Linked DNA regions of Homo sapiens: region 1 is linked to region 2. A link is a contact called in ENCODE POLR2A ChIA-PET data. All regions are on one chromosome and are shown on one strand. Each heading gives the region's core, a stretch centred on a gene start or an enhancer-like site at or near the end of the contact. The rest is flanking DNA. Distances are from core to core; before and after follow the strand shown. Region 1 overlaps EHD2 (EH domain containing 2). Region 2 has its middle 10 kb from the start of BICRA-AS2.

The links. ChIA-PET counts read pairs that join two places held with the same protein, here RNA polymerase II (POLR2A).
Region 1: POLR2A ChIA-PET joins it to region 2 with 21 read pairs in activated CD4-positive, alpha-beta T cell. The contact joins two enhancer-like sites. POLR2A ChIA-PET finds 5 or more read pairs at or near these places in 15 of 52 experiments (A549, AG04449, AG04450 and 12 more).

What each region holds. Positions count from the first base shown.
Region 1 is chr19:47,720,197-47,724,515 of GRCh38, reverse strand. All of the region lies in intron 3 of EHD2 (EH domain containing 2), which reads right to left. Among named protein-coding and RNA genes, the nearest start is that of EHD2, 8.9 kb to the right of the region's middle. Within about 2 kb of position 1,260, at least 15 of the 41 ENCODE cell types and tissues checked have a DNase peak (open chromatin) inside an H3K27ac peak, as active enhancers do; they include PC-9, where a contact is called at or near this core.
Region 2 is chr19:47,595,987-47,600,508 of GRCh38, reverse strand. No RefSeq gene overlaps it. Among named protein-coding and RNA genes, the nearest start is that of BICRA-AS2, 10 kb to the left of the region's middle. RefSeq lists a silencer at 1-122. Within about 2 kb of position 1,453, at least 32 of the 41 ENCODE cell types and tissues checked have a DNase peak (open chromatin) inside an H3K27ac peak, as active enhancers do; they include PC-9, where a contact is called at or near this core.

The DNA.
Region 1 (4,319 bases), core at 11-2,510, 120 kb before region 2:
AGAGAAGCGATTGAGACCCCCTGACTTAGCTGTCTGGAAGACCTGGAGTTGAGTCCCTCCTCTGCCCCCATCCACTGTGTGACCTTAGGCAAGTAGCTTAACCTCTCTGAACTTGTGTTTTCTTTTCTGTAAAATGCAAATCATAGGACTGTTGTGAAGCCAGGTGTGATGGCTCAAACCTGTAATCCCAGCACTTTGGGAGGCTGAAGTGGGCAGATCAATTGAGGCCAGGAGTTCAAGACCAGCCTAGCCCTAAAAATACAAAAAAATTAGCCCGGTGTTGGTGGCTCATGCCTATGGTCCCACATATTCAGAAGGCTGAGGCACGAGAATCGCTTGAGCCTGGGAGGCAGAGGTTGCAGTGAGCCGAGATAGCATCACTGCACTCCAGTCTGGGCGACAGAGTGAGACTCTGTCTCAAAAAAAAAAAAAGACTGTTGTGAAGATTAAAAGAATATAAATGAGCTAATATATATAAAGAGCTTAAAATAATGCCTGGCATTGAACTGTACATTTAAAAATGATGGAAGTGGCCAGACAGAGTGGCTCACACCTGTAATCCCAGCACTTTGGGAGGTAGAGGCAGGAGGATCGCTTGAGCCTGGGAGTTTGAGACCAGCCTGGGCAAGATGACAAGACCCTGTCTCTACAGAAAAAAATAAAATAAAAAATTATCCACACATGTTGGCATGCATCTGTAGTCTCAGCTACTCAGGAGGAGGAAGCAAGAGGATCACTTGAGCCCAGCAGTTGGAGGCTGCAGTGAGCCATGATTGCGTCATTGCACTCCAGCCTGCAGACAGAGCAAGACCTTGTCTCTTTAAAAAAAAAAATGGTTGAGCTTTTTTTTTTTTTTTTTTTTCAGACGGAGTCTCGCTGTCGCCCAGGTTGGAGTGCAGTGGCGCGATCTCAGGTCACTGCAACCTCTGCCTCTCGAGTTCAAGCAATTCTCCTGCCTCAGCCTCCCGAGTAGCTGGGATTACAGGTGCCACCACACCCAGCTAATTTCTGTATTTTTAGTAGAGATGGGTTTTCACCATGTTGGCCAGGATGGTCTCCATCTCTTGACCTCATTATCCGCCCACCTCAGCCTCCCAAAGTGCTGAGATTACAGGCATGAGCCACTGAGCCCGGCCATAATGGTTGAGTTTTTATGGCGTGTACGTTAATCCTCAATGAAACTGTTTTTTTAAAAACAGTGCTGGATGTACGGTAAGCACTCAGCAAGTCATGGTGATGTCACCCACTGGGAAGCACCCTCTGTGGTCCCTGCTGTGTGTGTGGAGGCTGAGGCAGTTTCAGCTTTGTCCTTACATCTCTCAGCCCACTGGGGACACAGACCTGGCCCCTGAGTGGTCAGCCCAGGGTGGGCAGGGGGATCCAGGGAGCTGTGGGAGCCCAGGGCCAGTGCCTGACCCAACCCCCAGCCTGGGGGTCAAGGAGGACTTCCAGGAGGAGGGAAGGCAGAGTGGGAACCCGGAGGACGAAGAGTTAACTGGCAGAACAAGGAGCTAGCCCTGATTTACTGACTTCATGCCCTCCAGCTAGAGCTCACTCAGTGACTCTTCACAACAACCCCAGGAGGTGGGCACTGTTCTGACCCCATTTTCCAGATGAGGAAACTGAGGCACAGAGAAGTTAGGGGACTAGCTAGGCGTGGTGGCTCACGCCTGCAATCCCAGCACTTTGGGAGGCTGAGGCGGGTGGATCACCTGAGGTCAGGAGTTCGAGACCAGCCTGACCAACATAGTGAAACCCCGTCTCCACTAAAAATACAAAAAAATTAGCTGGGTGTGGTGGTGGGCACCTGTAATCCCAGCTATTCGGGAGGCTGAGGCAGGAGAATCACTTGAACCCAGGAGGCGGAGGTTGCAGTGAGCCAAGGTCCTGCCACTGCACTCCAGCCTGGGCAACAAGAGCGAAACTCCGTCTCAAAAAAAAAAAAAGAGAGAGAAGTTAGGGGACTTACTCAAGACACACAGGTAAGAGGCGACAGAAGAGGAGTCCCATGGGCCCCTATGCTCCTCCGGGGAGCTGGTGCTTGCACCCATCCTGCCTGAGAGGAAGCAGCCTCCTTGCGGGCAACGCAGGGACCGGGATGGGGTTGGGGGCCGTTGTTTTGGGGGAGGAAGGGCCAAGTCACTGGAGGGACAGCAACTGGAGCCCCCCCTCCCTCCCGGTGTCTCCACAAACACACATACTGGCCCAGATTCGGAAAGTGTGTCTCATGGGGCGGGGAGGGAAGAAGGGAGAGAGGTTGAGTCAGTGTGGGATGGGAGACGTGGCAAAAAGGAACCTTGGGCCCACAACGGCACTCACCCAGCGAAAACAGGCATTGTTGGCACTTCCATAGCGCCTACTGTGTGCACACACAAGTGTGCACCTTCTAAGTGCTTTGTATGTTTTAACTAATTTAACCTTTAGGACAACTATGAGGCCGCTAGTATTATTATTCCCAGTGTGTGTGTGTGTGTGTGTGTGTGTGTGTGTGTGTGTGTGTGTGTGTTTTGTTTTTCTGTTTGTTTATTTTTGAGACCAAGTCTCACTCTATCGCCCAGGCTGGAGTGCAGTGTCATGAGCTCGGCTCACTGCAACCTCCACCTCCTGGGTTCAAGCAATTCTTCTGCCTCAGCCTCCCGAGTAGGTGGGATTACAGGCAAGCACCACCACACCCAGCTAATTTTTGTATTTTTAGTATAGACAGGGTTTCACCATGTTGCCCAGGCTGGTCTCGAACTCCTGACCTCAGGTAATCTGCCCACCTTGGCCTCTCAAACTGCTGGGATTACAGGCGTGAACCACTGCGCCCAGCCCATTATTCCCATTTTGCAGGTAAGAAAACTGAGGCAAAGAGAGGTTAAGTGGCTTGCCTAAGGTCCCACAGTTTAAAAGCAGCAGAAAATAGGCTGGGCGGTGGCTCATGCCTGTAATCCCAACACTTTGGGAGGCCGAGGTGGGTGGATCACGAGGTCAGGAGTTCAAGACCTGCCTGGCTAAGACGGCGAAACCCCGTCTCTACTAAAAATACAAAAAAATTAGCCGGGCATGGTGGCAGGCGCCTGTAATCCCAGCTACTCCGGAGGCTGAGGCAGAGAATTGCTTGAACCCAGGAGGCGGAGGTTGCAGCGAGCCGAGGTCGCACCACTGCACTCCAGCCTGGAAGACAGAGTAAGACTCCATCTCAAAAAAAAAAAAGTAGCATAACATAAATAAATAAAAGTAGCAGAGCCCAGATTTGAGGGCTTTACTATGCTACAATCACACATGCGTGTGTTCACACATCTTACATGCAGAGGCAGCCACACACATGAGCTCGCATACACACACACACACACACACACACACACACACCCCCAGTAGCACATCCAGACACAAACATAGCCAATTACTACAAGATGCAGGCTCCCAGACATACCCGTGTTCACAATCTGGGACCTACACAGATGTTTGTGGTCACACAATCACAAAGATAATGTGAGATGCACACACGGCATAGACACAGAGACCTGCACGAACACACAGGTACAGAGGCACACATGCATGCACACCCACACAGACACAGTCGCACACACATAACCTCCCATGCCCTCCCAAATCCAAAGGCACACACACAGACGTAATCACACACAGTTACACAAAAGATGCACTCCTGCACACACACACATTCTCACATACACAACACCACACAGAAGCACACAACTGTATCCGGAGATACAATCACAGGTAGTCACACACAGTCCCACAAAATCCCCGCAGCCCTGACCGCCCCATGCAGCCACACAAAGTCACACACAGCCCACAGCCCAGATACACATATATGCCTAGACCATCTCACACACAGGCACACAATGTCAGACTCACACCTACAATGATACACACTAAATCCACATAGACACATAGACAAAAGTTGCCCTTTATGTCTGTCTCTCTCACACACACACGTCACAATATAACAGTATATAGGGACAGAATCAGTTGCACACTATCCCACAAAGTCTCTCATAGCCCTACACAGCCCTTCAGAGTCACACAAAGTCATCCAGCAGGCCGGGCATGGTGGCTCACACCTGTAATCCCAGCACTTTGGGAGGCCAAGGCAGGAGGATCACCTGAGGTCAGGAGTTCGAGACCAGCCTGGCCAACATGGTGAAATCCCGTCTCTACTAAAAAAAAATACAAAAATTAGCCGGACATGGGTGCGGCGGGCGCCTGTAGTCCTGGCTACTCAGGAGGCTGAGGCAGCAGAGCCACTTGAACTCGGGAGGCAAAGGTTGCAGTGAGCCGAGATCGCGCCACTCCACTCCAGCCTGGGCGACAGA
Region 2 (4,522 bases), core at 204-2,703:
CAAACCCCATCGGGTTAAATGGGCCTCTCGCCGGTCGGGGGATTATTCGTCGGGAGGCGGGGCCTGGGTTTGTTTACACACTATCATTGGCCAGATTTGAATCGGGCCTACTGCGGGCGGGCCACGGGGCGGGGCTACAGCGGGCCACGGCCGCCGCCTGACAGCTTCTGGGAGGCAGGGCCAGTCCTGGACGCGCGGTCCCTGAGCACCGCGATCCCTGGAGCTGGGGTACCCTCGGCGGATGCGGAGAGTCGGGCGTTGGGGGGCGCAGGTTGGGGCTTCTGCCTGTCCGTTTTTTGACAAACACTAACCAAGGGGTGAGGTTGAGTAGCATTGTTTTTTTTGTTGTTGTTCTCGTAAAAATTTGTGGGAAAAAAAAAAAAAGACCAGAAACAACCTAGTTGTCCATCGATGGGGGACTCAGATAAGCAGTGGTGCGGCCCGCAATGGGATGCGGAGTCACCGTAAAACGAGGAAGGGATACTTGAACTGACACGGTATGAGCTATGTAGCCTGACAAGGTAGGAGAGGAGAAAAAAAAAGGTATAAAAATGTAAAAGGTGGAGATGAAAAAATACAAGCTTTTGCTTGTTAAATACACAGAATATCTTGAAAAGCAGAAGCGAACTGCGGCAGGGCGCGGTGGCTCACGCCTGTAATCCCAGGTCTTTGGGAGGCCGAGGCGGGCGGATCACATGAGGTCAGGAGTTCGAGACCAGACTGGCCAACATGGCAAAACCCCATTTCTACTAAAAATACAAAAAATTAGCCGGGCATGGTGGCGCGCGCCTGTAATCCCAGCTACTCGGGAGGCTGAGCAAGGAGAATCGCTTGATCCTGGGAGGCGGAGGTTGCGGTGAGCCGCTACTGCACTCCAGCCTGGGTGACAGAGCGAGACTTTGTCTAGGGAAAAAAAAAAAAAAAGCAAACTGGTCACAGCAGTTTTCCGTGGGGAAACAGGGGTGGGTGGATGTTAGGTCTTTTTCTACCTTTGTAAAGTTTGAGCCTAGTGTCACCTATTCAAAAAAATACACACAAAATATTCAAATACGTGCACACACAAAAAAATCAAATACACAAAAACATTCAAAGAAATACACACAAAAAATCCAATAAATACACAAATTCTGAGAATTTCCCGTTTTCATCCACATGTCCCTTTGCTCCTGCTCTTGCCCTAGAGCTCCTGCCCTAGAGGCTGTGGACCTCCCACCTGCAGCCCCCGCAGCCCCTGCACCCCGCAGCGTTTGGGGGATAGAGAACACGCTAAGAATGTGTCTTCATTTATCGGGTATTGTTACTCATGCACCACCAAATAAAATATTCTGACTCAAGAGTGGCTTTATTTATTTGTTGCTTTAAGCCTTGTAGTCATCACTGAGATATTTAACATTCCAACTATGTGGGAGGGGCCGCTTCCTTGGCTATGCTTGGGGGAGGGTGACAGGAGAAACGCACCAGGCCATCTTAGGAAAGAGAAGAGAAAGTCGAAACTAGGAAAGGCCCCTTTAAGAAGGGAAGCGGTCTCTGCTGGTCAACACCACTGACAGAGGAAGAGCTGGCTGGGTTTTGATTTTTATTATTACTCTGTTCCCGAAGATCTGGAGGAGAGAATGAGTAGACCGCTTGCAGCAATGAGACTAAGTCGAGATTTGGAGTCTGTTAACAGATCTCGGCTGAGTGCGGTGGCTCACACCTGTAATCCTGCACTTTGCGGGGCCGAGACAGGCGGATCATCCCCTTTTTACTACAGGGTTTGTGAAACATTGTTCAGATGGCTATAAAAGTCACCCATGGCTAGAGGGGGATTTACAATGTAGTTATAAGTAATGCTTAACCGAGCTTCTTTCTGTACTTGGATGCTCTCATTGAATGCCTCCAACAATCCTAGCAGGTAGGATATGCTAATATCACCTCCTGCTGATACGGAAACTGAGTCATAGAGAAGTTGCAAAATTGTCAGAGTCAGGGGGCACAGGGATTTGCAGCCCTGTTCCAAAATTTATACTTTTTTTTTTCTAGCAGGGATCTCGCTGACTGGAGTGCAACAACGTGTTCACCACTTGACTTCCTGGGTCCAAGTGATCCTCCAACCTCAGCCTCCACAGTGGCTGGGACCACAGGTGCCACCACCATGCTTGGCTAATCTATTTTTATTTTTCTGTAGAGATGAGGTCTTGTCCTGTTTCCCAGGCTGGTCTCGAACACATGGGCTCAAGAGATCCTCCTGCCTTGGCCTCCCAAAGTGCTGGGATTACAGATGTGAGCCACTGCACCTGCTCCAAAATTCATACTCTTAATCACCACATTACACTGTGCCATGTAAACGTTTTCTGTCTTTAGATGTATTGTTTTAAAAGCTAAAGATATAAGAATCTTAAGCAGATTCTGTTTATTCTTTTTTTTTTTTTTTTTTTTTTTTGAGACAGAGTCTTGCTCTGTCGCCAGGCTGGAGTGCCGTGGTGTGATCTCAGCTCACTGCAACCTCTGCCTCCTGGTTTCAAGTTATTCTCCTGCCTCAGCCTCCCAAGTAGCTGGGAGTACAGGTGTGTGCCACCACACCCAGCTAATTTTTGTATTTTTAGTAGAGACGGGGTTTCACCATGTTGGCCAGGATGGTCTTGATCTCTTGAACTTGTTATCCACCCACCTCAGCCTCCCAAAGTGCTGGGATTACAGGCATGAGCCACCGCACCTGGCTTCAGCCCGCAGATTTTTTTTTTTTTTTTTTTTTTTTTGAGACAGAGTCTCACTCTGTGGCCCAGGCTGGAGTGCAGTGGCACGATCTCGGCTCACTGCAAGCTCTGCCTCCCGGGTTCACGCCATTCTCCTGCCTCAGCCTCCGGAGTAGCTGGGACTACAGGCGCCCATCACCACACCTGGCTAATTTTTTGTGTTTTTAGTAGAGACGGGGTTTCACTGTGCTAGCCAGGATGGTCTCTATCTCCTGACCTCATGATCCGCCTGCCTTAGCCTCCCAAAGTGCTGGGATTACAGGCATGAGCCACTGCGCCTGGCCGACCCGCAGATTCTGAATGAAAGTGAACAATTTTCACATCCGATTTCTGCAACGGAGTTTGTTTTTGTTTTGAATTTCTGGTGACTTTTCCTAAAATTATATTTATTTATTTATTTTTATTATTTTGAGACAGAGTCTCACTGTCGCCATGCTGGAGTGCAGTGACGCAACCTTGGCTCACTGCAACCTCCGCCTCCTGGGTTCAAGCAATTCTCCTGCCTCAGCTTCCAGAGTAGCTGGGACTACAGGCATGAGCCACCACACCCACCTAATTTTTGTATTTTCGGTAGAGACAGGGTTTCACCATGTTGGCCAGGATGGTCTCGATCTTCTGACCTTGTGATCTCCCCAACTCAGCCTCCTAAAGTGCTGGCATTACAGGCGTGAGCCACCACGCCTGGCCTATTTATTTATTTTTTTGAGACAGAGTCTCCGTCTGTCACCCAGGCTGGAGTGCAGTGGCGCGATCTCAGCTCACTGCAACCTCCACCTCCCAGGTTCCATCAATTCTCCTGCCTCAGTCTCCCGAGTAGCTGGGACTACAGGCAATCATAGTTCACTGCAGCCTCAACCCCTTGGCCTCAAGCAATCCTCCTACCTCAGCCTCCTGGCTAGCTGGGAATAAAGGCACACACCACCACACCTGACTAATTTTTGTATTTTTTGTAGAGACAGGGTTTCACCATGTTGCCCAGACTGGACTCAAACTCCTGGGCTCCAATGATGCGCCTGCCTGGGCCTTCCAACACTTCTTTTTTTTTGAGACGGAGTCTTGGTCTGTTGCCAAGGCTGGAGTGCAGTGGCACGATCTTCGATCACTGCAACCTGCACCTCCCAGGTTCAAGCAATTCTCTGCCTCAGCCTCCCGAGTAGCTGGGATTACAGGCGCCCGCTGCCACACCCGGCTAATTTTTTGTATTTTTAGTAGAGACAGGGTTTCACCATCTTGGCCAGGCTGGTCTTGAACTCCTGACCTCGTGATCCACCCGCCTCGGCCTCCCAAAGTGCTGGAATTACAGGCGTGAGCCACCGCGCCTGGCCAAGGCCTCCCAACACTTCTGAGCCCTTTACATACATTAGCTGATGGAATCTTCACAGCAACCTTGAAGTAGGAGCTGTTGTCATCTTCATTTCACAGATGAAGAACCGAGGCACAGAGAAGTTAACTAACTGGCCTAAGTTCTTACATTTCTCTCCAGAAAAGGAAGACGAAGACCAAGAATGGCTGGCGAGGGAGGAAGTGTCCAAAGTTGCTGAGAGAGAAAAGAAGGGAAATTAAGATAAACCACTGGACTGGTGAAGGTGGAAATGATGGTTCAGTGAGGTGGTGAGGGCTGAGGTCAGCTTGCAGAAGGTGGTGAGGAAATGGCCAAGAAACACAGGAAAGGATGCTCAGTCATCAGTATTAGGGAAATGGAAGTCAAAACCACAATGAGATACAACCTCACACCCACTAGAATCATCACGATCAAAAGAGGAAAAAATAGGCCGGGCTCGGTGGCT